2 separate regions of the Homo sapiens genome follow, and region 2 is linked to region 1. A link is a loop called in an ENCODE intact Hi-C map of the cell type or tissue named here. Cell type or tissue: breast epithelium. All regions are shown on one strand. Links, peaks and the distances in the headings refer to the core of each region. The heading gives the core; the rest is flanking DNA.

Evidence for each region. Peaks named below come from ENCODE experiments on the same cell type or tissue, not always from the same donor. Only the 100,000 strongest peaks of a DNase experiment are listed, where the experiment ranks them.
Region 2: it touches region 1 in a loop (13-fold over the local background); 1 of 110 quality-filtered maps calls a loop at or near these places.

The regions. Positions count from the first base shown.
Region 1 is chr10:51,710,128-51,726,095 of GRCh38, reverse strand. The region is part of intron 3 of PRKG1 (protein kinase cGMP-dependent 1); the gene reads right to left. Among named protein-coding and RNA genes, the nearest start is that of CSTF2T, 19 kb to the right of the region's middle. In breast epithelium, for the core only: no CTCF peak of the experiment used is centred there; no DNase peak of the experiment used is centred there.
Region 2 is chr10:51,521,869-51,537,836 of GRCh38, reverse strand. The region is part of intron 3 of PRKG1 (protein kinase cGMP-dependent 1); the gene reads right to left. Among named protein-coding and RNA genes, the nearest start is that of CSTF2T, 170 kb to the left of the region's middle. In breast epithelium, for the core only: no CTCF peak of the experiment used is centred there; no DNase peak of the experiment used is centred there; H3K4me3 peaks cover 842 bases; H3K27ac peaks cover 726 bases.

The DNA of each region.
Region 1 (15,968 bases), core at 6,365-11,364:
AGTGTATAAGAGCTAGTCAACTTTCATGATCAACTATATTTTGAAGTTTTGCATTGTGATGAATAGCTGTTTGTTTATTTTCTTTTAGGGCATTGCTCACCTAGGAGAATATGTTTACATTCATGTTCTAGTGGTGCTGCTCTTTTTGAAATTCTTTGGCCAGGCACGGTGGCTCATGCCTGTAATCCCAGCACTCTGGGAGGTCAAGGCAGGTGGATCACTTGAAGTCAGGAGTTCAAGACCAGCCTAGCCAACATGATGAAACCCCATCACTGAAAAAATACAAATACAAAAATTAGCCAGGCATGGTGGCATGTGCCTGTAGTCCCAGCTACTCTGTAGGTTGAGGCAGGAGGATCGCTTGAGCCCAGGAGGTGGAGGTTGTAGTGAGCCGAGAGCATGCCACTGTACTCTAGCCTGGGCTACAGGAATGAAACCCTGTCCCCGACCCCCACAAAAAAAAAAAAGAAAAGAAAAAAGAAATTCTTCTATGATTCCATATCCACCAACATAAGCATGCTCTATCGAATCTTCCCATCTTCTGTGCCATGCTTCTATTTTGTTTTGGGTATGCAGAAATCCATTAAGCATGGACTCATATACAGGCCACAAATTTGGTGGAAACAATACTAGTGATTGACCAAAGGAAAAAAAAAAAAAGTTGCCTAAGTGTCTTTTTACCCTACCATGCACATAATTATTTACAAACTAGTCAGTAACTTCACTGGCTTCTTCAGACAAATGCAGCTTTAATTCATTCAAATCTCCTAAAATTCCATCAGCTGGAAGGAAATGGCCAGTGCAGACACCTGAAACATTTTTAAACTGAAGTTTTCGTTGTTGCCATATCATGTGGCAATCCACACATCTGAATTTTTTGCCATATGCATTGGGCTGAATGGAGAAAACAAACTATTGGTAACACCTTGAAATTCACTTTTAGAAGCCTTGATTGTACCTAATTCCAAATCTGTCATTATGGTTTGGGGATTCAATTGTAATTCATTTTCTTCTGCAAGTCCACCAAATCTTCAAATAAATGTTTATAAAGTGCTTGATTTTTTCCAGTCATTAAAACATAAATGAGGCCAGGTGCAGTGGCTCACGCCTGCAATCCCAACAGTTTGGGAGGCCAAGGCAGGAGGATTACTTCAGTCCAGGAGTTCAAGACCAGCCTGGGCAATATAGCAAAACCCTATTTTTACAAAAAAAAAAAAAAAAAAAAAGTACAAAAATTAGCCAGGCATGGTAGCACTCACCTGTAGTTCCAGCTACTCAGGCTGAGGCAGGAGGACGGATTGAGAGCCCAGGAAGTTGAGGCTGCGGTGAGTTGTGATAGTGCCACCGCACTCCAGCCTGGGCAACAGAATGAGACTTTGTCTCGAGAAACAAAAACCCATGAATGAAGCCAGGCACGGTGGCTCTTGCCTATAATCCCAACACTTTTGGAGGCCACAGCAAGAGGATCACTTAAGTCCAGGAATTTCAAGACTAACTTGAGCAATATAGTGAGACCCCATCTCAATTTAAAGAATAATAATCATCATTATTCAAAAATTTAAAAGAAGTAAATAAGTTCTAGAATTTTCAGATCCAATAAGGGCATGAATTAGGCAGAGTTGATAAGAAAAACAGTAGGGACGGTTTTGAAAGTGCCATCCATTGGCCAAAATGAAGCATGCACTAGTTTGTCTATGATAAATTTAGTGGTAAATATAGGAAATCTATCTTCTTCCAAAGTCAAATCCCTAACCAAGAATAGTTCACCATCTATGTACATTATAATCACGGGAGAAACTTCCATATCAGCAAATATATTTAGTGCAGAAGGTCACTGAGCCTGTTGAATTATTTTTATCCTATGACAAAAGGTGTTTTTGGAAAGCAAGCATGGTCCTGTGTGTAAAGAGACTGATAGTGTACACAACTGAATAATTTGGCAGGGGAGATTTCTTGTATTTTTCACCTGCTTTTTTACCCCCTCTATGATCTTTGAAATACTGGAAATATGAGGGCAGATCTTCCCCACCTAGTCCACTCAGACACACACACTAATCTCCACATCGACACACCCGTAATAATGCTTTACTGGGTTTACAGGTATTCTTTTATCCAGTTAAGTTGGCACCTAAAATTAAGTCCACAAGTCCACCCCTTATCAGTTGAAACCCATACGAAACTCCTTAAACCATACTTAGTTTCCAAATAAAGACAATAACAAGATAATAGTTTCACCTAACATGATCCAACTAATATGATGCAACTATTCTGCAAACAACAGAAAATACATTAATTTCTTCTCCAAAATTCATCTTTTAGGATTTCAACATTTGAGGTTTTAATCTTCTGGAGTGTGATTTTCAGGATTTTTTATGTTAAATATTTTGATCTTTCAAGGTTGCAGCATTCAGAATGTTGGTGTTTGGGATTTTGTCTTGGGATTGACTGGCACCATCAGATAACTTTTTCTTTTTTTTTGTCATGCTTTAAGTTCTGGGATACATGTGCAGAACATGCAGGTTACATAGATATACACATGCCATGGTGGTTTGCTGCACCCATCAACCTTTCATCTATATTAGGCATTTCTCCTAATGCTATCCCTCCCCTAGCCTCCTACCCACTGACAGGCCCTGTTGTGTGATGTTCTCTTCCCTGTGTTCATGTGCTCTTGTTGTTCAATTCCCACTTATGAGTGAGAACATGTGGTGTTTGGTTTTCTATTCGTGTATTAGTTTGCTGAGAATGATGGTTTCCAGCTTCATCCATGTCCCTGCAAAAGACATGAACTCGTCCTTTTTATGGCTGCATAGTATTCCATGGTGTATATGTGCCACATTTTCTTTATCCAGTCTATCATTCATGGGCATTTGGGTTGATTCCAAGTCTTTCTTATTGTGAACAGTGCTGCAATAAACTCAATTAATCAGGATTATTATAATACCTTGACATATCTACCTTTCAGACAGAAAGTGGTATGGTGACCACTTATGACAAAAACATCAAATTCAGTTTAAACAGGTTAACATAATTTTCTCAATAACAAAAGAAGATAAAAGAGCCAAAACCTGATGTTATCATACTTTCATGAAAGAAAACTTCTAAACAAAGGGCTGGATGAGCCACAGAGAACACGTTCATTTGGGTAAATCCTTCCACTTGGAGAGAGATCAAGTAGGCAGAAGAATTCTACCTGTTTATTTTACATGGATTATGAACTTTTCTGCGAGACTGAGATTTAACATTTAATCAGTCCTTTAGCAGTGAGATAACTCTCTCTTGTATCTATAAATGCTTTTATAATCCTTGACTATCAACATTGAAAAATGTAGATAGAATTCTAAATATAAATATATGTATTTGTATGCTTTCTTACTGCTCTACTTGTTCCATGAAAACAAACTATGGTTTTCCAGTAAGAATAGATGCCTTAGAGCCAGAGATAAACTAGGTTTAAATGCTTTCTTTGCCATAGAGGTGAAATATTTTGCCTCTCTGAATGTTGGTGTAATACATAAAATAGGCACAGCTCTGTTTAGATCATAAGGTTATTGCAAAAGATGAATAAATTTTCCATGTAAAGACACTTATAAAACAGTAGATACTTAATAAGTATCAACATAATATAAAACAAATAAATATATATATGATAAATAAATATAATCATTCAGGAAGTTCCTTGTGGACAGGAATGGTGTTTTATGTTCTCCATACTAAGTAAGGCACCAGGTATGTTGTCATGCAAATAGAAGGTAAATTGTCCACAGTTTAAATTATAACAATACAAATCACATGAAAGATTTTCAGAAGAAAATTGTGATGGCAAACAGCCATAATTGAAAACTATGTTGTTGTTTTTTTTTTTTTGAGATAGAGTCTTGCTCTGTTGCCCAGGCTGGAGTGCAGTGGCACGATCTCGGCTCACTGCAACCTCCGCCTCCCAGGTTCAAGCAATTCTCTGCCTCAGCCTCCCGAGTAGCTGGGATTACAGGTGCCTACCACCATGCCCAGCTAATTTTTGTGTTTTCAGTAGAGACAAGGTTTCACCATCTTGGCCAGGCTGGTCTTGAACTCCTGACCTCTTGAGCCACCTGCCTCAGCCTCCCAAAGTGCTGGGATTACAGGCGTAAGCCACCGCACCCTGCCTGTAATGAATAATTTAATGTTAAAGTATGAATCCTTCCCTGAAGAAGGCAAGGCAAAAATGCATGTTTATAGCTAAATGGAATTATTAGGCAGTCCCTGGAGAAAATGCATCATGTTAGCGTACATGGTTATAGACTGAAAATTCAGCAAAACATCCATGGTTGATATTTAGAGTTGCCATTTCACACAGGAACATGAAAATATAAGAAAATACCACTGGTTATGATAATAATATCCTCTATACTGCCTGGGCTACACAGCAGATTAAAATATTTAGAAAATATATGCTTATTAATTATATTAGCAGCAAGTGGTATCAGAGAGTGTGAGCCTCGTGCACTAAAGAGAGCCTCCTTATACCTTGTGCTTCCCTTGGAGTAATAGATCCAAGGATAGCTGTTCGGTTTACTGTGGTGAATAACGTGGATTTCCACCGCACTTTTCTACCAAAGATTTCTCTAGTTCTGGCTCTGGCTCTGAAGCAACTGCAAGAAGGCAAGGTTTCTGTTACTGAGGAACATTCTCCAAAATCTACTTCTGGGTTCCACGTAGTTCCTGGTCACCCCTTTGGCCAGTCAATCAAATTCTTTGCCTTGAAGTACATGAGTGCATTTAATAAAACCTATAAAAAAGCCAGCACCAACTAACAGCAAAATAATGTGCTAGGTACTCATTTATTGAATGTTTGCCAATGTTAAGTGTTTTACTTTTTTTTTCTTTTTTTTTTTTTTTTTTTTAATAGGTCTTGCTCTGTCACCCAGAGGCTGGAGTGCAGTGGCATAATCATGGGCTCACTGCAGCCTCAACCTCCCTAGCTCAGGAGATCATCTCACCTCAGCCTTGTAGTTAGCCGGGACTACAGGCACACATCACCATGCCCAGCTAATTGGTTTTTTGTCTATTTTTGTAGAGACAGGGTCTTCCCATGTTGCCCAAACTGGCTTCAAACTCCTGGCCTCAAGAGATCCTCCCACCTCTGCCTCCCAAAAAATTCTGCTTGGATTACAGGTGTGAGCCAACACCCCCAGCCATGTTGTTTTACTAACCATCATCTTATTAGTTAAGTGCTTTAGTAATCAATATCTCAGCAACACCATTTGTATCCACGAGGAACATACCACTCAGAGAGGTCTAGTCATTAACCAAACTCATAACCCACTACCAAGAGAGTATCATTATAACTATTAAGAGTGTGTGTTCTAAAATATTATAATTTAAAGCTCTGCTGTGTCACTTGCTAATTTTGTGGACTTTGGCAAATTTTACACCAACTAGTAAGACCATGTGTCCTGGCTTTCCCAGTTGCACATGTTGTTCCAAGGTAAGTATGCACAGTGCTCCTTTTCTGTTTGGACAATAAATTATAAAGCCATCCCACCCATAAGCATCAGCTTCCCAAAGTGCAGACAAAGGAAAAGCAAAGCACTCTCGTCATAGGAATATTGTTGAGAGTTACTGTGGTGATGACGGTAAAACTCTTCGCACAGGACATGACAGGCTGTAAAAGCCCAGAAAAGTTTTTTTCTTCTATTATTGTTATTAACTAGCAAGATAGTAAGATAGTGAGCATGTTCTGGTGTTTTAAGAGGTGAAAATAACCCTTCCAGGATCTGAAATGACTCAGAATTGGAACTTTTAGGTATGAATGTCTGCATGTGGAGCAACGTGTGTAGGAGGTAAGATGGTAAGATACGAGAAGCTATAATCAGGGAATGAATTATGGAAGGTCCTGTAGGTCAGAATGAAGAGTGTGGTCTCTATTACACTTTAAGGGGGAAGGTAGTGAAGATTTCTGAAATGAGAATTGACATGACTATATCTGTATTTTCGAAAAATAACTCATTACAGTTTCTCTTTTCCCGCCCCTCTCTCCTATTTTCCCTGTGATACCAATTCCATTCAGCCAATCCCCAAATCTTTTCTTGGCTACTTCCAGAACAATTCAAATATGTACCCTTCCCAGCATCTCCCCCATCATCTAAGAGCCTTCTGGGCACAGTTATCATCTCTCATCTGGACCACTCCAGTAGACCTAGCTCCTACTGGGCTCTCTGCTTTCACTCTTGAACCTCAAACTCAGTTTAATCATCACAGAGAAGCTAGAATCCTCTCTTTTATTTGTTTTCTTTTTAAACTTTTCTGGGGATAATTTTAGATTTACAGAAAAGTTCTGAAAGATATTATAGAGAGTTCCTGTATTCCTGTCCCCCAGCTTTCCCAATGTTACCATCATACACAACCCAGGTATGTTTATCAAAGCTGAAAAATGGGTACATCTATATTAACCTAATTACAAACATTATTTAGATTTCACTGTTTTTCCACTAATATCCTTTTTCTGTTTGAGGATTTAATCCAGGATTTTGTGTTGCATTTAACTGTTGTATCTCCTTAGTGTTCTCCAATCTATGACAGTTACACAATCTTTCTTTGATTTTCATTGACTTAACAGTTCTGAGGAACATTAATTAGGTATTTTGTATAATGTCCCTCAATTTGTGTTTGTCTTTTGTTTTCTCATGATTATGAATTTGGGAGATGATTATCACAGAAGTAAAATATCCCTCTTATCAGATCATGTTGGGTAACATTAACCTTCATTACTTGGTACTAGTGGTGTCTCCCAGGTTTCTCCATTATAAAGTTACTGCTTTTTCTCTTTCCATATTCTTGTTCATTGCAAGTGAGTCACTAAAACCTGCCCACACTCAAAGGGCAAGGAATTAAGCTCCACTTCCTCAAGGAGGGAAGATCTATATTTACTGCTTGGAATTTCCCTCTCTCTCTCTCTCTTTTTTTTGAGACAGGATATTGCTCTGTCTCCCAGGCTAGAATGCAGTCTTGCAATCATTTCTCACTGCAATCTTGAACTCCTTGGGCTCAAGTGATGCTCCCTTCTCAGGGGCCTCTTGAGTAGCTAGGACTGCAGGCACTTGCCACCATGCCCAGATAATTTTTAAAATTTTTTGTAGAGATAGTCTTCCTTTGTTATTTAATCTGGTCTCAAACTTCTGGCCTCAGGCCATTCTCCTGCTTAGGCCTCCCAAGGTGCAGAGATTACAGGCATGAGCCACCACACCTGGCCTAGGAATTCTAACTTTTTTTTTTTTTTGCACTCATTAACTATCCTTACTCCACTCCCCACTCCCCTCACCCCTGGCCCCTACTACCCTTCCCAGCCTCTGGTAACCATCCTTCTACTCTCTGTCTCTATGGGTTCAATTGTTTTGATTTTTAGATTCTACAAAGAAGTGAGAACATATGATGTTTGCCTAGGAGTTTATCTGTAAGAAAGATTTGTACTTCCTTCCTCATTTATTTATTTATTCAAACATTTTACTTATATCACTATGATTCATGAATATTTATTCTATAACATGCTTTCAAAGATAGAAATTCTATGTGTCACTTGTTTGCTTAAAATGCCCCAATGGCTACCCTTTAGAAGAAAATCTAAGAAGAAAATCCAAACTCCTTAGCCTTCTGACAAAGCCTATCTAATGCACCTAGCTTGATGCATCTATCTCATATCACTCCTCACTCCCTACTCTCGCCTTCCCCGGCCCACAGTAGCATAGCCACACTGGCCTGGTCTTCACTTGAGCTTGTTGGACTGCTCCCCTGTTCCCACCTCTGGACTTTGCATGAGGTGTTCTCTGCCAGGAATACTCTTATTTCTGGTTTTTATTTAGTACTCAGCTTAGAAGCGACCTTTTCAGAGAAGGCTTTCTTGATCACCTATTCCAAAGTAACCAGTTATTCTTATATTCTTTACATAGTAGCCATTATTGTTATTTTACTATATCAATTTGTTGTTTTTCCCCACCACCAGCACCACTTGAATGTAAACTCTAGGAGAAGACGGGCTTCATTTCACAACACCTAGCGCTCAGAACTATGTCTAGTGCACAAGAAATAATTAAATGTTTAATGAGTGTATACATAAACATGAATGAAGGGGAGGACTAAGAAACCTGAGACAGAAAGATGATTTAGAAAACTATTATAATGTAATAATCAAGGCAGAAACCAATGAAGACCTAAATTTCATAGAAGACTTGTAATGTGCTGTCTGTGCTGTTGATGATAAGTTCATTATTTCTTTTTTTTTTTTTTTTGAGACAGAGTCTCGCTCTGTCGCCCAGGCTGGAGTGCAGTGGCATAATCTCAGCTCAGTGGAAGCTCCGCCTCCCGGGTTCACGCCATTCTCCAGCCTCAGCCTCCTGAATAGCTGGGACTACAGGCACATGCCACCATGCCCGGCTAACTTTTTCATATTTTTAGTAGAGACAGGGTTTCACCATGTTAGCCAGGATGGTCTCAATCTCCTGACCTTGTGATCTGCCCACCTCAGCCTCCCAAAGTGCTGGGATTACAGGCATGAGCCACAGTACCTGGCCCATTACTTCTCCATTTCTAAAGATGCTTCCCTTCTTACTTGAGGATCATAAATTTCATACTGTAATCTAGGGATGTGCCTGGAGTTAAGCACAAAGCCACCTTTACATTAAATCAGCACAGTGACTAGTTTTCAAAAATAATTAGCTGCCCTCTTGGCTCTGCATCCCCTAGCTTTATTTGACAAATCCTTCCTTTGGTCTCCCAATCAGTTGCCAAAGCTAATTCCCAAACAGTTCCCAAACTGTTGCCTAAGCTGTTACTCAGAGCTCATGTCTACACAGGAACAAAACCAGACAAAAAAGGTGGAGAGAAAGGAGACTGCAAAGAGGGGGAATGTCTGGTATTTGTCTTCCATCTGCTTCCCCAGTCTTAAGTCTTGCTCTGCTCTATTTTCAGACCTGGGTACGTCGACCTGAGGGTGCTTTCACGGCTTCCTTACTGGAAGAACCAGCTGGAATTCCGCTGCCCACCAGTGTGTTCACATTGCCTGCCACTCCCTCCCACCCTCAATCCTGACAAGACTTTTATACTTTGCAAAAAGCAATATTATTGGCTGGGCACAGTGGCTCACGCCTGTAAACCCAGCACTTTGGGAGGTCAAGGCAGGTGGATCACTTGAGGTCAGGAGTTCAAGATCAGCCTGGCCAACATAGTGAAACTCCATCTCTACTAAAAATACAAAAAGTTAGCCAGGCGGGCGTGGTGGCCTGCACCTATAATCCCAGTCACTTGGGAGGCTGAGGCAGGAGAAGAGCTTGAACCCAGCAGGCAGAGGTTGCAGTGAGGTGAGATGGTGTCACTGCACTCTGGCCTGTGCAACAGACAGAGCGAGACTCCATCTCAGAAAAAACAGCAATATTATTAACAAAACTGCCCTACATTCACTTCAAAGGAGGTCAAGAGAGAGACAAAACCAGAAATCAGGCAATGAAGAACTTGTTTTAATTCAATCTTAAGCCCATGTTTGTACGAACCTGGAGGCTAATCTGTATGCTCACTCTGGGAGTGCTGGGTTATTAAGGTAAGTGATCAGGGAACTTATTTCCAGGAAACACTTTAAGTAAAATGTTGTAAAAGACTGTGGACAGATGTTTAGGTCCCAGAACACCAGGTACTTCAGAGGTCTTGGGGTACATGACTGTCCAGATACCTGGGCTTAATTTTGAGACATGGATTTTAGAATGGCAGAGAATGTTATGTTTGACTGTAAGCCTAGATGAAGACACTCAAATATCCTCCAGTACAATTATCAAAAACAGGGGTGACGGACTGTAAACTAAAAGAGCCAGGTTTCGGCTTGATAGCCAAATAAAAGATGTAATTGCTTTTGGAAGCTGTGTGAGGTCAATTCTCTCCCACTCCCCACAAGAGCAGCAGATAGGAACAGGCAAGAAGCAAGCAGTAGTAGCAGCAGGTGGTAGAAAGAAAGAATGAAGTGTTTCATTTCACCAGGAGAAGGGGTAATAAGGGACCATCACGCTGCAAAGCAAAGAATATGGAACCATTATGATGCTTGACATCCACATAGCAAGAAGCCTCAGCATTTGGGGGAAGTGAGATTTGGGAGGAGAATATAGAACGGCTTGGCATCCTAATAATCCCCATGTCTATGAATGCCTAAGACCCACCCGTCTAATGACAAGCTTGGAAAGGCCTGGGAAAGTAAAGTTCACACAATCACATATAAAAATGTCAACACTTTTGATGGACATCATCAAATTTAGTAATACACATCTAAGTTTTCTAAGAAAAGTTTTCAAACATTTTTTTCATTCTGACTTTCCATATCAGGGCCGTTTACATCATCCCCTTAGATATAAGGCAGGGTGAATCTTGGTGCAATCATAGAAAAATGGCAATATGTCCCCTTTATGTGGGAGGAAGTCAACAGGATAGGAGATCTAGAATAGTAACAATAGTGACAATAATAACTGCTATTTTTAACAGATGTTTATTGCTTAGACTGTTGAATCACCTTCTATTCCATAGAACAGTTACATTTCAGGACACATTAATGCCCTCCACTTGAATATAATCATAGTAATCATGTTCAAATGAAGGGTTTCTCAAAGTGAAGTCTGCATACCCCCTGAGGACTTGATTCCAAATGTTCATTCCAAATGCAGATTCCAGGGCTCTCTGTCCAGAGTTTTATTTAACCTGCCTAGAGGACACCCAGGTATCTTCATTCTATTGAGTTCCTATAGAGATTTCTGACACATGCTAATTAGATTAAGAAATCTTGCATAATTTGTAAATTTGTTTATATATGAAGCTTGAAAAACAGTAGAAAAATGAAATCTAAGTTGTATATAATGAAATGCTTTTGTGGAGTGAGGTGATGAGGAACACAGGGTAAATAAAGTCTAACAATAAATAAAAGCATATCACAAAAAACCAAACCTCCCTATTATCCCATCTTCCAGTCTTCTTACACACAGGAAACTATTATTAGTGTCTTAGATATCCTTTGAGAAATACTTTATGAATATACCAATGAACAGCTCATATATATATATGCACATCCCACGGGGGGAAATAAAAAAAGAATAGTGGCATACGGTAACACTGTCCTGTCCCTTGCTCTTTTTCATTAAATATATTTATAAGAGATAATTTCATAAGAACACATAGAGATTACTCTCATTTTTAAAATAGTTGCATGTAATTCTCTAATAAAGGATACATTTTTATGACATACAGCTCTAATAAATATAATTCACTTATCTAATTCACTGTTAATATATATTTAGGTTGTTTCCTGCATTTCGTGAGTACAAACAATGAATGATACCTTCCAACCTTTCAAAACTACTGCTCCAAGTGATGATAAGGAGAAGGATAAATCAGTCTTTCAGTGACCACAGGAAAGTGTCATGGCCATTGGGTGACATATCTGACATTCTCTGGAATGGCTGGTACATACTGTAGTACACAAAAATTTTGACCTACCACATCCCTCCATCTTCCTCTTTAGGTCATTTCTTTGCCTTCTACATCTCTTCCTTCTATCTTTCAAGATATAAAGGAACTTTTTCTCTCCTAAAATTCTACCCCTTTAAACTACCCATCTTTCTTTCATTCTACTATTTTCGTTGTCATAAATGTGCCTTAAGTCTCCCACCTGATTGAAGGTTGCTGCAGGACAGTAGCTCATGCCTCTCCCATGGTGTTTACATGGAGTTTGTAGACACTCTTTCCCTCTCTACAAAGAGAACTATGGTCATCCAATATGGTAAGCCCTATATAAGTGTAAAAAATAAAAGCAATAGGCCGGGAGCAGTGGCTCACGCCTGTAATCCCAGCACTTTGGGAGGCCGAGGTGGGCGGATCACGAGGTCAGGATATGGAGACCAGCCTGCCAACACAGTGAAACCCCGTCTCTACTAAAAATACAAAAAATTAACCGGGCTTGGTGGCGGGCGCCTGTAGTCCCAGCTACTCGGGAGGCTGAGGCAGGAGAATGGCGCAAACCTGGGAGGCGGAGCTTGCGGTGAGCCGAGATCATGCCACTGCACTCCAGTCTGGGCAACAGAGTGAGACTCCGTCTCAAAAAAATAAAAATAAGAATAAAAATAAAAAATAAATAAAAACAACAGTGAACACTGATCTACTGAATTAAAATAGCTCTTTTAGATTCTAAATAACATCTGGGATTCTAAATAATGTTTGGATGCCTTTTTCTTAAAAGATATTAGAAACCATATAATTATATTGCTGCCCTGTCTGACCCAATACTAATACACTAAACACAATCACTTGCATTACATAAACTTATGGAAGCCTGAGGTGTGCATCATGTTTTAGAGTCTGCAAAAGACTTCCATAGTTCTAAAGCTAGGAAATGTTCAATCCATCTTAATACTCTATTTAAAAATAATGCCTTTTGAACATCTAAACATGAAATCTGCTGTTTTACGTGTTTTTCTTTACCAAAGAATCATATATATCTTATTCCACATATATTTCTTTCTTTTGAATGACAGTGTAAATGTAAAACAGCTTAAATTAATAGCTACCTCTTCTGCTTTACTTTTCCCCTATGTGAAATAACTTAGAGTTGGTAGGCACTCTGTTTTAATAAGGAAGCAACCATCAAAAATTAGAAAAGAATTCAACACAATAAATTTTCTTGGCAAAATAATATATTAGCTAAATGGTTTTTATTAAATCACCTGTTCAACTGGCCTCTGGTTTAAGTGCTATACAATAAATGACAAAATAACCCTTTGCAAAAAATTTTCAGTATTCTGTCATGTAGTTACAGATTTCAGAATTTTTTCCTGTCAGTTTTATGCTGCATTTCTTTACAAAACTGACAGGAAGCTGACAAGGCAAGAAAAGTTAGAAAATGTGGCTGCTGGTGAAATTTAATAGAATGTTTCCTTTGGGGGAATAAAACATGTATTCTAAGTGCAGAAAAATATAAAGCAGAACTTTTAGGAGTTAATGATTTTCCTTAATGAAACCGCTGACAGTTATATTCCAGCTCTGGCTTTTACTTGCTGTATAACCCTGGGAAAATTAGTTACCCTAACTGTGCCTCAGTTTTCTCATCCATCAAAAAAAAAAACCCTCATAGAGTTATTGTGTAGGTAGAATGAGCAGTTATGTGTAAAACACTTAGCATGGGATGGCATTGTAATTCTAATAATAATTGTTTGGATTCACATGGCTGTCTTATGTGAGGATGAGGATTAAATAATTCGAGGCAGGTGGATCATGAGGTCAGGAGATCGAGACCATCCTGGCTAACATGGTGAAACCCCGTCTCTACTAAAAATACAAAAAATTAGCCGGGCGTGGTGGCGGGCGCCTATAGTCCCAGCTACTCCGGAGGCTGAGGCAGGAGAATAGCGTGAACCTGGGAGGCAGAGATTGCAGTGAGCCGAGACTGCGCCACTGCACTCCAGCCTGGGCGACTGAGCGAGACTCCGTCTCAAAAAAAAAAAAAAAAAAAAAAAAAAAGGAATAATATTTTAGAGTCAACATTTATAAAAAAGACAGAGTTGTATAATGATACTGCTATATATTAAATCTTCAATTTTCCAAATAGTGTTGCAAATAAGCATCAAAACTTGACAATAACTGTAATAGATAAACGTCAATAGAGTTTAGAACACACTTCCCCAAAATATGGCACCTTGGCAGTTGAGAAAACAGCAGAAACAGGAAGATCACTCTCACCTTCTCTGGACCTTTCTTTCTGGAACCATGTCATAAAATCTAGTAAGGACTTTCTGATCTTCCCCTGAAGCAAGTCATAAGACCATGTAAGAGGTGCCCTCTCTATACTCAGAGGAAAGGAGACACAGAGGTGCCAAGAAGAAACTGAACAAACAGGCTTTGCTAAGTTTCCCCCAGTTTACTATGGTTAGATCACAAACTTTTGTCCTCCTTTCATATTTCTCCATGACTATCCAATCTTCATCAAACTTAGCATAAAATTACACATGTTTGCCAGTTTCTTCAGGTCTTCATTTCCTTATGAAGGCTCCTGTATCATATAAAACTTACAGTCATTAAATTTATACGCTTTCCTCTGCTTCATCTGTTTATTATAGAAACCTCAGCCATGAATGCAGAATGGGTGAGGAAAATATATTTTTCCTTCCCTACAATGTATATGGAAAGACTATTTAAAGAGAAAAGAAGAAAAGAATGTAAACTCATTACCCCCCTGGTTTATTGCAGTCTTTGCCATTCTGGATCTATCTATTAAAGTGTTTTCTTCTAAGTTCACCCACAGCTCAAACACTCTCCACCAATTTAACTTTTCCAACAATCCATCTTATCTGGTTTCTCACCCAACCACCCACAATCACTGACAGCTTCCTCCTACACACAGGAAAAGTGCTGGTGTCTTCCAAAGGAAGTAGACAAAAAATGCTACAGCTTTGAGATAAACAATCAGAATTGCCTTGGAGCCATGAGGAGGGAACTAAAGGCAAGACAACTTCAGTTTCGTATGGTGCAATTCTTTCTAGAAGAATATAACTCTCCTCTACCTAGACAACAGGAAGCATACACACTTATATTTTCAGTAAAAGAAGGAGGTCAGAAAGTAATGGACATAGTGGGCAACAATTATAGAAACAGGAGAAAGAGAAAAAATTAGGAGACTGTATATGAAAAAGAAAGGTCAGGCCAGGCGCAGTGGCTCACGCCTGTAATCCTAGCACTTTGGGAGCCCGAGGCGGGTCGATCACGAGGTCATGAGATCGAGACCATCCTGGCTAACACGATGAACCCTGTCTCTATTAAAAATACAAAAAATTAGCCAGGCGTGGTGGCGGGCGCCTGTAGTCCTAGCTATTCAGGAGGCTGAGACAGGAGAATGGCATGAACCCGGGAGGCAGAGCTTGCAGTGAGCCAAGATTGCACCACTGCACTCCAGCCTGGGTGACAGAGCGAGACTCCATCTCAAAAAAAATTAAAAAGGTCAGCTTAGGAAGCAAAGTTCTCAAATAACATAATTAACACAGCTAGTCACTGACCAGCCCAAAAGGGGAATTGTAAGTCTTTCACGTCTTTAAAAAAGAAAACCCCACTGGCTGGGCGCAGTGGCTCATACCTGTAATCACAGCACCTTCGGGAGGCCGAGATGGGAGGCTTGCTTGAGGCCACGAGTTCGAGACCCTGGCTAACATAGGGAGACCCCCATCTCTATTAACAAAAAGGAAAATTAAATAAAAATATTTCCCGCCCCCCCCAAAACAGGACGATATATCATGGCATCAACAGGCACATTGACTCTACTGTCCCCGGTTAGCAAGTTATCATGCTTCACTTTTGAGAAGAAACTGATAGCATCATTTGCTTAAAGCACAATGATATTTAAATTTAATCGTAGTCATTTAAGTAATAAACTTGGTTCTATGTTTACTTATGTGGTACTTAAATTTGTTCTCAAGAAATTACGCTTTAAGGTTAACGTTTAAGAACTCTGGTCGTGAAAGGACCATTAGCTGCTCAATGAATCAATGGCCTGGCAACAATGTACTATCCATAGAGCAGGCTTGCCTGAAGCTTCTGCTTCTAGATGAAGGGGTGTGTGAGGAGCTGTTAGTGTTATGCTGACTTTGAGTGGAATGCCACTATAAATCATAATCCCTATCTTCAGTATGTACAGGTAGATAGAATTCGGGGACAGTGCTTTTCTCAGTAATAAAGAAAAAAAAAATCTTTCATCTTGAACCTCAGAAAGAGGGTCAATGGATGAACAGCAGTTACATTTTCATTTTCTATATACCTCTCAGGAAATCAAACAAATCAAAAAATGCATTTGGAAGCTGTCTGCTCAAATCGTCTATTCTCTATCTTGTCTGACAGAAGGGAAACTCCTTGCAGGCACAGCTGTTCTGCCAGAGACTCAAATCTGAGCACCATAAATCCTCAGTGTAAGTTCAAGAGAAAGGCTA
Region 2 (15,968 bases), core at 7,350-12,349, 190 kb after region 1:
GTCCCTAGAAGCAGGCCCTGAACAATTAAAGAATACTCCCCATGGGTGGAGATAAGGCACTGGCATGTTTTAAAAGCTCCCCGAGTAATTTTTTTTTTTTTTTTTTTTTGAGACAGACTCTTGCTCTGTCACATAGGCTAGAGTACAGCGGTGCAATCTTGGCTCACTGCAACCTCTGCCTCCTGGGTTCAAGTGATTCTCCTGCCTCAGCCTCCAGAGTAGCTGGGATACAGGTGCATGCCACCACGCCTAGCTAATTTTTGTATTTTTAGCAGAGACGGGTTTCACCATGTTGTCAGGCTGGTCTCCAACTCCTGATCTTGTGATCCGCCTGCCTTGGCCTCCCAAAATGCTGGGATTACAGGCGTGAGCCACCACGCCTGGCCTCTCTGAGTAATTTAAATATACAACCAGGATAAAGTGATCTGTCTTTAGAGCCCATTCTTAAAAATAGCAACACTCCCAACAGAGGCAGTATGATAGGTATGTAAGTTAAGAACTTCATTTTCTCATTTCTGGGCATTCACTTTCTCATTCATTTACTAAAAATTTATTATTCACCTATTAGATGCTATGCAAGACATTAGGTACAAAGGATACAAACATGAAAAAGTAAACAAATCACAATTCTTGCCATCATGAAACTTATTTCAGCACATTAAAAAAATTTTAATTATAAAAAATTCTTATGATCATTACATAGGTAGCAGCCTGTCAGAACCCATTTTGCACATCTAGCTGCTATTGGCTTTAAAACTTACTATGCAGGAAGAGTGGACCTGGACATCTACCTTTTACCATAAACAAAAGTCAATTCAAGATGGATTACAGATTTTAATGTAAGAACTCAAACTATAAAAATCCTAGAAGAAAACATAGGAAGTACAATTGGAAATCATCATTCTCAGTAAACTATCGCAAGGACAAAAAACCAAACACCGCATGTTCTCACTCATAGATGGGAATTGAACAATGAGAACACATGGACACAGGAAGGGGAACATCACATTCTGGGGACTGTTGCAGGGTGGGGGGAGGGGTGAGGGATAGCGTTAGGAGATATACCTAATGCTAAATGACGAGTTAATGGGTGCAGCACACCAGCATGGCACATGTATACATATGTAACTAACCTGCACATTGTGCACATGTACCCTAAAACTTAAAGTATAATAATAATAATAAAAAAAAAGAAAACATAGGAAGTACCATTCTGGACATCAGCCTTGGCAAATAATTTATGACAAAATCCTCAAAAGCAATTGCAACAAAAACAAAAATTGGCAAGTGGAACCTAAATAAACTAAAGAGCTTCTGCACAGCAAAAGAAACTATCAACAGAGTAAAGAGACAACCTACAGAATGGGAAAATATATTTGCAAACCATGCCTCAAACAAAGCTCTAATATCCAGAAGCTATAAAGAACTTAATTCAGCAAGCAAAAAACAACCCATTAAAAAGCAGGCAAAGGTCATGAAGAGACACTTCTCAAAATAAGACATACAAATGGCTAACAAACATAAAAAAACATTCAGTATCAATAATCATCATGGAAATGTAAGTCAAAAATTTTTAATACAGAAAGAGCCCTAGGATGAGTGTCCTTTCCCAGCACTGCTGTTAGCTGATGTGTGACTCTGGGCAGATCACTTAACTTCATCAACTTCTGTTTTGTACTTCTTTTTATGATTCTTTCCACACAAAACAATCACTTTGTCGCATTAGTATCATACCCCCTATGACCTGGACAAATCGGAAATACAGTTTCAATCTCTTTCTCCTTCTCTTTAATTTATCAAAAGCATTGATTTTAGGCCGGATGCAATGGCTCATGCCTGTAATCACAGGGCTTTGGGAAGCTGAGGCGGGTGGATCACCTGAGGTCAGGAGGTCAGGACCAGCCTGACCAATATGGTGAAACCCCCTCTCTACTAAAAATACAAAACTTAACTGGGCATGGTGTCATGAGACTGTAGTCCCAGCTACTCAGGAGGCTGAGACAGGAGAATTGCTTGAACCGGGAGGCGGAGTTGCAGTGAGCTGATATCGTGCCATTTCACTCCAGCCTGGGCAACAGCGTGAGACTCCGTTTAAAAAAAAAAAAAAAAAATCATTGATTTCAAAACCCTTTCTTTTTAATCTTTAAAAAATTATATATTTTTGTGTTTTATTCTTCCTCTCTCTTTTTAATTTTCTTGATTGTTGCCTTCTCATTTAAGCTACTACATTTGAAATATTAACTAATTGCTGATAGCCAAGAAAAAGATAAAAGATAAAACGACTTTCTTATAACAAAAATTGATTTATTCAGCTGCTTCAAAACTTGTTTGATGTGAATCAGATCATAAGACACAAAACACTTTAAATTGGGTTTCTTCTTTACTTCCTGTCTTCTTTTTTAAAAAAGTCTCACTTAAGTTCTGATTGGTGCAGTTTGCTTGGTAAAATATAAAGATCCTGACACATTTGATCATTTAATGTCATTTTTGTTATATTCTACCTTGGCAATTTTTATGACTAGGAAACAGAGATAATACTGCATAGGGAGAAGAAGGGGAAAATAGATGCTGAATTGTAATATATTAACATTTCCTGTGCTGAATTCCACTTTTATTTTGAGAACACACCACATAATATTACCTATCCATAAAAGACCAATTGTATCAGTATACTGACTTACCATTGAGAAGTGAGTTTAAACTTTGTTTAAATAAAATAGATTGACTATACACACCACACTCAAGTCTCAAAGGCATACTTCCAAAGTACCCCTATCCTTTCCCAAAAAACTTCTATTTTTCTGTGATAATTCATATTCATAAAGGGTACATCAATTATTTTTTAAAATATTGACAAAAACCAGATAACTACTTTTTTTGCTTGTTGGTTGGCATGATATTGATTTACAGAGATCTATGTATAATAAAGTGAGCAATATACCATTCAAACCAAGTTTTATTCTGAAGGGGTAAATATATTAAATCAAGAAAAACCTGTAATATATTTCACCAATCCTCCTAGATAAAATTAGTTATTCACTTCTTCACTACTTATTTTTAAAATAAATACATTTTTTCTTGTCATTCTTGGCTATTTTATCACACAATAGCAACCATGAACCATGATCTGGGCAGAACTGCCTTTCTTTCTTTCTTTTTTTTTTTTTTTTGAGACAGAGTCTCGCTCTGTTGCCCAGGCTGGAGTGCAGTGGCGTGATCTCGGCTCACTGCAAGCTCTGCCTCCTGGGTTCACGCCATTCTCCTGTCTCAGCTCCCGAGTAGCTGGGACTACAGGAGCCCGCCACCTCGCCCGGCTAATGTTTTGTATTTTTAGGAGAGACGAGGTTTCACCATGTTAGCCAGGATGGTCTCGATCTCCTGACCTCATGATCCGCCTGCCTCAGCCTCCCAAAGTGCTGGGATTACAGGTGTGAGCCACCGCGCCCAGCCCAGAGCCGCCTTTCATTTTCATTTTCTCCTTGTTGAATATTGGCAATTTCTCATTATGCAAAATATCTTTTGCATTTAATAGACAAGCAATTAGTCATGAAATTGAGTTTGTAAGTTTATTGATTGTATATTTTAATAACCAGAAACATCACTTTGTTCATATACATTAATGAACAAATACACCTGCACAATTACAACTTTAATTGGGTATTGGAAATCCCTTTTAATAATCCCCTTCTCAGTCTTATTCATAAGGGATTTTATGAGCCTACTAGGATTGTAGACTTCTGCCTTCTCTTTTCTTTCTTTGGCCCAAATCCTATTTCCTTGATCTTCCTAAGCATAAATTTTACCCAACTTTGGATTATATGGAAGATCATCCGAGTTTGAATCATGCTTTTCCTTTCCCGTAGCTTTGTGACTTTGGACAAATCATTTCCCATCTCTTGCCCTTAGTTCTCTCATCTGTGAAATATCACGGTTAAGCTAGATAAAATTGGCAATTCTTGTAACCTTCCGATTCTAAGACAGAACAACTTTTCTAAGACTGTTTTCCAGCAATAATTTACAGGTTTTCACCCACAACTGGAAGCTCTCCTGGTGAAAAATTGTAAAGTTCCAATTAAAAGTAAATTAAGAGTTTTCAGCTTTGCTTTAAAGATACATGGATACCCTTGGCTCCAGAATATATAATAAATGATTTTATAAAATATTCAGTTTGTTTGAGGAAGTGGTAAATGTTTGAAAACTGGCTTTTTTTTTTTTTTTTAAAGCTTTTAGTTGAATTGTTCGCTGATTTCTGTGACATAAATACTCCCACCATGGCTAATTTCAAGCTGTCAGCACAATGTCACTGAAAACTGAACACGAAATTAAGTTGATATCAGGTGCAGAATTGGTAAACTGTTACAAGCAAGTTCAGGCCATCACTGAAGACAATCAATGCTTGAGGGTCAGGGACTTAGTTCCAGTACTACCTCTAGTTTTATGTGAGATTTTAGGCAAATTATCTGATCTTTTCAGACTCTTGCTTCATCTACCAAATAGAGGAAAGCAGTTGTTCTATCTTCTGTGGCTATAACAGATGTAAAAGAATTGTGAAAAAGTTAAATTCCTTGCCAAATGCAAAACTACTATTACTTTTATTGAAAGGAAAAATCCATATTTGATAAATGCATTTAAAAATAACTTTTAATAAACTAAAGTTTCAATTGTACTGATTAACTTTCCATTGCAAGAAATAGAAATCCACTGAGGCTAACTCAAGTAAATTCAACAGAAGAAAATTAGTCATTTCTGTGTCATTTGAGAACATGAAAGCCTCACAGGTTGAGGTCAGTCATATTTTCTCGGAACTGTCAGGTTCTCCATCTTTGGCTTTCCTCAGTCTTTTCTTTCTATGCTCATACATTAGGTCATTGCTAATAAATAGGTTTCTTGCCCCCAAGCTATCCTGCTCATCAATACCCAATCATGGACTCTCAAATTTGAAAAAAAGAGAGAGGATAAAGAAAGGGAGAAGGGGAGAGGGGAAAGAGGGAGAAGGAGAGAGAGATATTGATTTAGGTGGTTGTCCACTTAATAAAGTCAATAAATTTGGGAAAAGTGTATATCCCTGACTCAAACAGGAATGGCCAGGGATAAGATCCTCAGGGGTCAAAGAGCTGCCTTATGTGGTTATAGCAACCACAGAAATAACATTGACCAACTACTGGATGCTACTTCTGTGAAGCCACTGGTGTTTTTGTGAAGTCAAGAGCTGTTTGTCAGTAATGAGAAATCCAGAGAAAAACTTAATTAGCACTAGCTTTTCCTGGTGGCCATATAATGTCCCTTGAGATTCAGCTGAGGCATGACTGCTGATTTAAAAACTCACTAAGATATTAAAATAATGTAAAATGATACAGTAAAATAATGTAAATTCACTTGGAAATCACATCAGGAGTTGGAATGAAAGGGAATCACGCTTTCATGAAGTCCCATACTTCAGGGAAGTCAAATGATATAGCTGAAACAGACCGGAAAATTGTATATGGAGTATTTTCACAAGAGTCAGGGATGTGAGAAGCTGCAGATTCATAACAAGTAGTGTCACCTGAAATAATAGTATCTTTATGTCTCAAGCCTTGTTAGCACTTTATAAACCACAACCCACTGAAACAATAGTCGCCTATAGATAGCGTATGAACTAAGGTGTGACAATAAGAGCTGTCAACCAGTTGAAAAAGCTCTCCAAGCTCCTGCTGCAGCTTTAACTTCCCTCACTGAGAGAGGTAACAGGTAGCTCAAGAAACAAACAAGAAAGTAGACAAGTGAGACATACTCTGCTAACATAGTGAGCAAAATTGAGATGAACTGGTTTTTGTAAAAGTACATTCTTTCTAGCAGACTGGGACTAGCAGAAATCGAGTGTCCTGACTGTCATTTTTTTAAAAAAATTCTTTGGCAGGGCACGGTAGCTCATGCCTGTAATTCCAGCACTTTGGGAGGCCAAGGCGGGCAAATCACGAGGTCAGGGGTTCAAGACCAGCCTGGTCAACATGGTAAAACCCCGTGTCTACTAAAAATACAAAAATTAGCCGGGCACAGTGTCGGGAGCCTGTAATCCCAGCTACTCAGGAGGCTGAGGCAGGAGAATCACTCGAACCCAGGAGGTGGAGGTTGCAGTGAGCTGAGATTGTGCCATTGCACTCCAGCCTGGAGGACAAGAGTGAGACGGTCTCAAAAAAAAAAAAAAAAAAAAAAAAAAGAATTCTTTTTGTAGTCCGAAACAATGTCTCTATTCACAAAGGTTAAACTTGAAGGACTTTGACAAGTGGCAACTTTGCTCTAGTATAAAAATATATACATTACATTAAATATAGAGTTTAAAATAATAGGTCAGTTTGAAAAGGGTGAAGGTCTCTATTTTTTATTCCAGGTATTCTTATTTCTGCAGAGTGAAACCACACATGAGATTCAATGAAGCAGAAATTCTACAACCGGAGCTTCAGTATTATGTACCTATTATGTTCAGTGTTTTATTTTGTTACTTAATGAATACAGTTATACAGTGCCATGAAAATGCTGATTGTTACCGTCAAGATTATCTTAAAAAGTTACCATAGTTCCTTTAAATTTGTGACTTTTACAAGCTTATTGCATACTTCAATTTAAAGGCAAACAAAAAGGAAGGAGTAAAACCATTGAGGGCTATAATAGGACCATTTACAAGGCAGATGCTCAACAGCAGTAATTGTGATTTTTGTGATCTATATTGATTTTTATACTGAGGAGTAAAATTGAAAACCATTATGGAGGTTTCAATTTTGTGCTATTAACCTATGTTTTTCTCCTCTTTGTATTTATGATTTCTTCTTACCCCCATTCCATCAGAAAATTGGCCCTGTGCTCACTGACTCAACGGAGAGATCTGGCAGGACAGAAAATAGAAATTTATTGCAATTCACTCTGGCTTTGTGTTTCCAAACCCCGGGCCCATAAGGAGATTTAGAGCACTTACAGAACTGGTAAGAGAAACAGAATCAGCACAGAGAACAAACATCTTCAACAAAAACACATGGGAAAAAGGGTTTCCCATCAGACAAAAGGAAATTTCTTGGGGTGGGTGGAAGGTCGTGTGTGAGAAGAGAGGGACGGTTCTTGGCAGGCTGTGTGGGCTTCCTGGCAGCCTCACTGGAGATGGAAAAGTTTGTGTGATGCATTAAGGCACATGGGACCCAGGCAAAATATCAACAAAGGATTCTGTGTCTTCAATATGGAAAATAAAGAGCAAAAGGCATTGGTGACCATGATGACGGTCACCTCAGTTGAAACTCATATGGGCAAATGGCTCCAATACAAAATGTGGAAAATAGGAGATTTAATAACAAGAGTGTGATTTGGAATAGCCTGGCAGGATAGGTAGGTGCTTGAGACAAAGTTGAATTCTGTTATGGAAAATTAAGTTAGTGAGCACTATGTTTGCCCACCCGAGAGTTGCAGAACACTATTTGCTCTCTGCTTAATAATATATATATCTGCTATATGAAGAAAAGCTGAAGTGATATTTCTTCCTTTAATAATTTTAAAATAGGAAATCAACAACATGCTTACAAAATGCTAACATTGTTTAGATACCAGGAAAATTGCAAACATCTGGGAAACCTGATAAATAATGATATTCTTATGAGACATACATGATTTGAAAGGTCAGTACATTTGATAAACTACTTGAAAATATGTATCTGGACACATAAAGCTTAAATTTTTTCTTATGCAAACTATAGAAAAATGCTATGATTCTAAGGATGCATGAAAAAGTAATACCAATATTATGTGGAAGAGGAAGTACTAAAAAATAATGCAAACTGAATAGCCAGTCAGCAATTGCTTCCAGACTAGTTAAAAAAGAGAGCAAGCATCTCCAGGCTACTTAAAAAAGAAAGCAGGCTAGGAGGAGACAAGAATAATTACAATTAATTAAATCAATAAAGACTTGTTTCATAATGTCATTAGATTGGAATTATAAAGTGACAAACTCCGCTACAATAACCATCCCTTACATTTAAATAGAGCTTTATAAAGTGCTTTTACATATGAGGTCTGTTTAAATCTTCATAATTTGATGAAGTATATAGGACAGCTATATAAACAAATAACTAAGATAATTTCAGTAGTGATACTGCTCTGAAGAAAAATAAGAGGACTGAGGAGCGTGTGTGTGTGTGTCTGTATTGCTATTTCAGTGAGGGGGGTCAGGAAAGAAAGAAGTGACATTTGTGCAGAAACCTGAGTGCTAAGTGGAATGAGTGATTTGCCATGCAAAGACACAACAAAAGAGTGTTTTGGAAAGGAAGGCAAGTATATTACCAAGGATTGGAAAGATGGGGAGTCTGGCTATAAAGAAGTGAGCAGGTGAGCGGTAGGTGACATTGTTAGAGAGTCTTTAGGAAGAGCATCTTAGGTAAAATTCAGGAGTGTGTATTTCCATATGAGCCTGATGATAAGTCACTGAAGAGCTTCAAGCAATGAACAAAATCTGAATTAATTTTTTTAAATGTGACTGGGGCTGCAGTATGGATAAAATGCCTGTAAGATGGTTAGAGTGGAATGAAAGACATCAATGCAATAGTGTAGGTCAGAGAGACTTAGGCCTTGAATAGGTTGGTATCATGGAGGTGACGAATTGTAGCTGGATTTGGGATAGATTTTGAAGGTCAAGTCAACAGGATTTGTTGGTGTATTGGACATGGGAGGTGAGGGAAATAAGTAAAGTCAGGAAATAGTGGTGCCATCTACTGAGATAGAAGAGATTTGGAGGTTGTGGACAAACTAAAAATCTTCTTAGTTTCTGAATTTTCTTAGAAATTCTAAGAATTTTCTTAGAATTTGAAAGTTCAGGATAGCTACTATCCTGCCTTTGCATGTTAATTCCTGTGCATTTAGGAGAAACACTCTCAGAACTTTTATGGATTTTAATCAGTAGGTATGACCTGTTTGGAGAATTCCCTTATTTCCATTTACATTGGGGACAAGATATGTGGAACTATTGTTTCAAGGCTTCTAATTATTCTCTTGAATGCTCTCTAGTTGATTGATTGACTTCTGAGTTACTTTCTAAGGGTTAGGAATCCTCTACCTGGGGCTGTCCTCTGCATGGTTAATGCAGTAACTCACATGGGCTTACTTAATTAGCCCTCTGCAAGAGTTATGCCACCCCCTGTCTTCCCCCCACCCCGAGAAGAAAGGATAGCTGTGCCTGTTTAAACTTTGAAGGCCTTTTCTCTTGCACAGAGGAACTCGGGATTCACCTCTGAATTTGTTTTTTTTTTTTGCTGTACTGAATGTAATTTAGAAAAACTATGACAGGAAACAGGAAACCTAATGTTCCACTTAAGCTAAGTGATTTTCCTTCAAAAGAAGATAGACAGTCTTAAAATATGCCCTACCAACTTTTCTTTAAAATAATTCTTCCTTTGGGGAAAAAAGTGTATTTAGACAGATTTTTCCCAGTCATCAGCATGCTGTCTTCACATTTTGCCATATTCACACATTATTTTTACTTAATGTTTTCTTACAATCAACTGACTTTCTAATATTCAAATGAACATTTTAACCAGAACTTTTACATAACTACCACAAATGAAAAATCAGGATTATTTGTTATGAGAGGAGGTACTGATTAAAATAAACACAATGAGATTAGTGGCTCTAGCTCACTGTTGTGGTGGGTTTTCCTTGTTTGAGCAGAGTGACTCTTTTATCTCTAGATGATTTTGAAAGCTTCTCCGTAATGACATTTGCTCCCATGAGCTTAGAAGTATCTTTTGAAATTGGATGATAGGGAATATTTCAAAGCACGGCAAGCTATAAACCACCACGCTGTGGGTTTCCTAACACCAACTTCCAAGGTTTTAATGGTCAGTATATCACAACTGGGAAACACTGAATCATAAACTCTTCAAGTCACAACCCGAGAAGGAGCTAAATTCATAGTATGATCACTTTACAGATGAATTTTAGTATTGGCTATCTCTGCATTTACTTAACTAGGGAGATATTTGCCGGGAGTTGTTTGAAATACAAGCTTAAAGACCTCTTTCAAACAGAAATAACTCTTCTTAGAGAAAAGGAAACAAAAGACTTTGTATAACTCTACTGCTATCTTTGCTAGGATCTAAATTACAATTCCCGGGAACTTTGGCATGAATGTTTAGTTAAAGAGACTTTAAAGCGCTAGAAAATTGAATCGCTCTATAACGTCTAGAACACTTTTCTATGTATATTGTTTTGCTGAACGATAAGATAAAGTATCACATTTTACTCTACGCATTTTAACAAACTCATAGTTAGCAAGTCTTACTCATATACTTTTTTTTCCCCTTGAAATAGACTTTTATCCTTCTCTAACAATTTATTCATTCCTATATATGCTTCAAAATCCAGCTCAGCTCATTTCCACTGTTTTTGTTTTTGTTTTTTCTTTTTAGTACTCTTGTAGCACCTAATGTCTAGACAGATAATTTGACAATTTGATTATCTAGTTTAATTATTTGTACATGTTTACATTTTATCATCTCAAATCTAATATTATGGCTGCATAATATCTATGTTATTATATATACAGAATTATATTTTATTATAATATAGAATGTTTGCTCCTTTATTCTTTTTCGTTATTCATTTAGAGTATCTCATACAATCATTCCTCAGCTATGTCTTTATAAAGTCATATGTTTCACCTTTGCCATAGGATAAAAAATCAAAAGAAATATAATATCCTGTGACACATTAAAATTATGTGAAATTCAAATTCTAGTTTTATTGGGAACACAGCCACGTTTCTTCATGTATGTATTTTCTATGGCTCCTTTTGTCTAAAATGGCAGTTTGGAGTAGTTCCAACAGAGGCTATCTGTTTTACAAAACCTACAATTTTTACTATTTGGTCCTTCTAGCAAAAGTTTGCCAACTCCTGGCTCCAAAGAGCATGGAGGAGGTGAAACATAATTATATTCCCACTAGATGACAAGGGCAATATGGTAATAAGGGTCTAATGTACAGAGAAGTCCTTCACAGTACAGAACACCTGAAAATGCTGGATAAAAGAATATTTTTTAGAAAGCATGGCCGAGCTGGTAGGAGAGAAAGAAAACATCTGAAGGTCAGAAATGAGGAGTAGGTATAAGGAGACACTGGAGCTGGTGTTTTTACAGAGGGTGTTAGCTAAATAAAATGAGATTTTTAAAAAAGTTTTAAAATAGCAGACCACCTAATCTAGAGTCATACATGTATGTGATAAAACTGTAAAAAGCTAGGAACTTCTTATTAAATTTTTTAAAAATGATTACCTCAGAGTAGGAGATTAGGGAAGGGTACATTGGAAAACTCAAAAGTCTTGGTAGACTCAGAAATCTTTATCAGTTCTGCCCCAATACAAATAAAGTGTGAACCACGACAAATGTGAACCATATATATTAGGTTGGTGCAAAAGTAACTGCAGGTTTTAGCGCTGCTTTTAATGGCAAATACCATGATCACTTTTGCACTAATCTAAGTAGAATTTTCTACTAACCAAATTTTTAAAGCTAAATTTATTTTAATAATATATTTAACTCAATATATACAAATATTATCATTCAACATCTAACAAATACAAAAATTATTATGAGATCCTTTATATTCTTTTCTTGGTACTGAATCTTCAAAATTGGATTTGTATGTTTTTCTTATAGCACCCCTCAATTAAAGCTAATCACATTTTAAATGTTTAATAGTAGCGAAGTGACTGGGCATGGTGGCTCACACCTGTAATCCTAGCACTTTGGGAGGCCAAGGCAGGTAGATCATCTGAAGTCAGGAGTTCGAGATCAGCCTGGCCAACATGGCAAAACCCCATCTCTACTAAAAATACAAAAATTAGCTGGACATGAGTAGCTGTAATCCTAGCTACTCAGGAGGCTGAAGCAGTAGAATCGCTTGAACTTGGGAGGAGGAGATTGCAGTGAGCTGAGGTCATGCCACTGGGCTCCAGCCTGGGTGACAGAATGAGACTGCATCTCAAAAAAAAAAAAAAGTGCTAAGAGTGATGGCTACTCTACTTGGATAGTACATTTTTAAACATTAAGGTTGGTGGTAGGTATATGGGAGTTTATTTTATCATTTCATAAGCTGCACATTTCTTTTCTTTTTTTTCTTTTTATTTTTTGAGACAGAGTCTCACTCTGTTGCCCAGGCTGGAGGGCAGTGGTGCAATCTCAGATCACTGCAAGCTCTGCCTCCTGGGTTCACGCCATTCTCCTGCCTCAGCCTCCCGAGTAGCCGGGACTACAGGCCCCCGCCACCACACCCGGCTAATTTTTTGTATTTTTAGTAGAGACAAGGTTTCACCATGTTAGTCAGGATGGTCTCGATTTCCTGACCTCGTGATCTGCCTGCCTCGACCTCCCAAAGTGCTGGGATTACAGGCGTGAGCCACTGCACCCGGCTGCATTTCTTATTTATTGCATGCACGCCATATTATTTTGAAGTGCAAGGGAAGATACCTTAACATTTAGAGCCTACTTTCAAATAAACACGTTCTTGTTCTCTAAAATTCTAGATGTTAAGGTTTTCCTTCCTTCCTTCCTTCCTTTTTTTCCTTCCTTCCCTTTCTTCTTTTCTTTCCTTCCCTTTCTTCTTTTCTTTCCTTCCCTTTCTTCTCTTCCTCCTCCTACTCTCCCTCCTCCTCTTCCTTCTCTTCCTCCTCCTCCTCCTTCTCTCTCTCTCTCTGTCTCTGTCTCTCTCGTGTGCACATGCACCACATTCTCTCATCCTTTGTGTGATGTGCTTTATACTGATTATAGGTGATTCAGATATGTTTCTTGAATCTGCTTAAAGCCCTTAGGGAACATTGTTCTTGTTTACTTGGCACAAAACAAATTCAATTAAATATGAACCTATTTTCTCCCATTTAATGACATTATTTTAAATAGGCATTCTTGAAAAAACTGTTCATTAAAAATGTAATTGGAAAACAAAAGTTAATGGTTGAAAAATAACGAGCAGCTTTTGTGTGAGCCTTCGTACCAAAAAAGTATTTTAAGTAGGAATCTGTTAAGAGAAAACATAGTGTTAGTATATTGAGCATAGTCAAAGCACTTCCTTTATCATCCCTATTCATTTTAGACTCACCTTCTACAAATGTTTATACATCACCCACACTTGTGAGGAAACATACACAGGGGCAGAAATGGCAGAATGGAATTGTGGGCTTAAATCAGAGGTCAGCAAAACATGGCCGTGGGACAACTCCAGTAACTTGCCTGTGTTTGTATGGCACAAGAGCTAAGGATAAATTGTACATGTATTAGATGGCTGAAAAAAATCAAAAGAATAATGCCCTGTGACACACAAAAATTATGTAAAATTGAAATTTCACTTTTATTGCTACACAGACATACCCCTTCATTTATGTATTATCTATGGTGTTTTTGTCCAAGAATGGCAGTTTTGAATAGTTCCAACAGAGACTACTACAAAACCTACAGTTTTTACTATTTGGTCCTTTTAGCAAAAGTTTGCCAACCCCTGGCTTAAATCACCATTTTTCCCAGATGATGATCAGTTTCCTGTATAATGACTGCATTGGTTCATTCTCAGATTGCCATAAACAAATACGTGAGATTGCATAATAAAGAAAAGATGTTTAATTGACTCATGGTTCCACAGGCTGTACAGGAACATGACAGCCTCAGCTTCTGAGGGGGCCTCAGAGCTTTTACCCATGGTGGAATGCAAAGCAGAAGCAGGAGTCTTCTATAGCAGGAGCAAGGACAAGAAAGAGAACCAGGGGAGAGGTGCCACAAACTTCTAAACAACCAGACCTCTTGAGAACTCACTATCACGAGAACAGCCCAGAGAGGATGATGCTAAACCATTCATAAAGGATGCACCCCCATAATGCAATCACCCGCCAGGCCCCATCTCCAGCTTTGGGGATTATACTTGGTTACGAAATTTGGGTGGGCATATAGATCCAAACCATATCAATTATCAAATTAAAAACATGACATAAATGTTTAAACTATGGAAATCATTATTAGAAGACAATTGCAAAGTGATCATTGTGTGTTATGTGTGTTTATTTTCCACTTTAATGCTTTGAGCTAATAACATGCATCTCAGATTTGCCCAATTTAGAGAAAGCAGAGGCCAGATCTGATGGCAGTTCTGCTTTGTCAGTAGTTTTAGCTATGTCCATAATCTTAAGAGAGACAGAGCCTCTAGGGGCCTCTGTTGGTCTATAAAACAAATAAGGATAAAGTTAGATTGTCACCATGATCCTTTCTAGTTTTATAACTAATTATGGAGAAAATTTGTTAAGAGAGAAACAGTAAAAAATATTATCCTAGAGACACTGAAGTTAACTAGGTCATAACTAGGTCATGAAGCACTGGGCTTCATGTTTGTAGACTTTGTCAACAACTTAACAAATTTGCTGTATGTTCAATGAGATAATGTATTGGAGGACTGCTTAGTATGGACTAACCAACTTAAATAGAAAATACATTTCCTGAGCTGAACTGCAAAAATCATGGACACAGCCATCTTATTACCGTTCTCATGGACTCACAGAGATTGAGGTAGAGAAGTCACTGTTTTGACAAGTAGAGATGCTCCCCAAGCAAGCACAGGGTCCCTTGACAAAATGACTGCAGAATTGTTGCCATGTTGATTGAAATGCTGAATCTCACCCTCTGATTCCTAACATTGCTATTTTAAAGACATCTAAGCAACTGCCATGTTAAAAAAAAAATCATCTTCAACCTCGCAGTATCTGGTGTTGCATAATCTGAAGAAATCCTAACACCGTGGACAGAGTTACCGGACAAAACTGTTCAGAAATATTTCACAATAAGGACATTGTTTTGAATATTCAAATGTATCAATAAAGGATAGGATCACTTAAATAAGACTGTAAGGACCCAAGTAATTTGTTGTCTCCCTTGGTTTTTAATAAATACAGTAATAATCTAAAAGCCTTCACACCTTAAGAGCATTAAAGTCTCTAAGTAAATAATATGAGTAAGAATGTATCATCTTAGCAACAACACATTTCAGAATTGCCTATGATTGACACTGACATAATATTCTTTAAAAAAAAGCAGGTAGATTTTTCATTGTACCAATATTTTGTTTGGAGATGAGGCTAAAGGAAATGATTTCAATCAATTAAAGTGAAATCTCAGACTTAAACTGATTCACAATGAACACATTTTTATTATTTTCACCTGATTTCTACACACCCTCATTCACATACACCCCTCACTGTCCCCAAAACATCATTTAAGAAGGAAGTATTTGAACATGATGAAAATGTTAAAGATGGTAGCAAAGGCCACACAAAATTATTAATATATACTTGGAAGAATCAGACTGAGTTATTCTTATCTCACCAGACTGCTTTCTTCTTAATCTAATTCCCACAATGAAGGTGGAAAATCAATTTCATTACCAAGCAACGTCTTCAATCACAGCCCTCTAAACTATTCAAAAGCAAAGTTAAATTTTCTCTGCTATTTTATGATTGGTCTGCCTGAATACCTATGTGATGGTTGTAAAGTTTTGTTGGGAAAAAGGAAAAGGAAATACTCCCAATTTGGGAAAATGTGTCAAACACAAAACATGATCATATTCTACATGGTCTTCAATGTCATATTAACATTTCCCAAAGCTTAATGGTTATATACTAATGTGAAATTTAAATATTTCCCGGAATTACTCATTGCCCTAGACCTACAGAATTAACAAATACAGCCATGAATTCTTCTGATCTTTTTAAAAGCAGTGGATCCAACTAGGAATATCTGAAAATAATAATCCAAAAAGGGATTGAAAATTCCTTTCTCTTAAGGCTCAATTTGTTGGCTATAAGCTGATTTTTCTGACTCCCATGCTGTATTAGAAGTATATTAATTAAATGATTACAAAGAAAAAAGAAGTTGTGGCATTTTGCATATTAAAGTGCCCTAAAGGATTTCACAGCCTTATGTTAA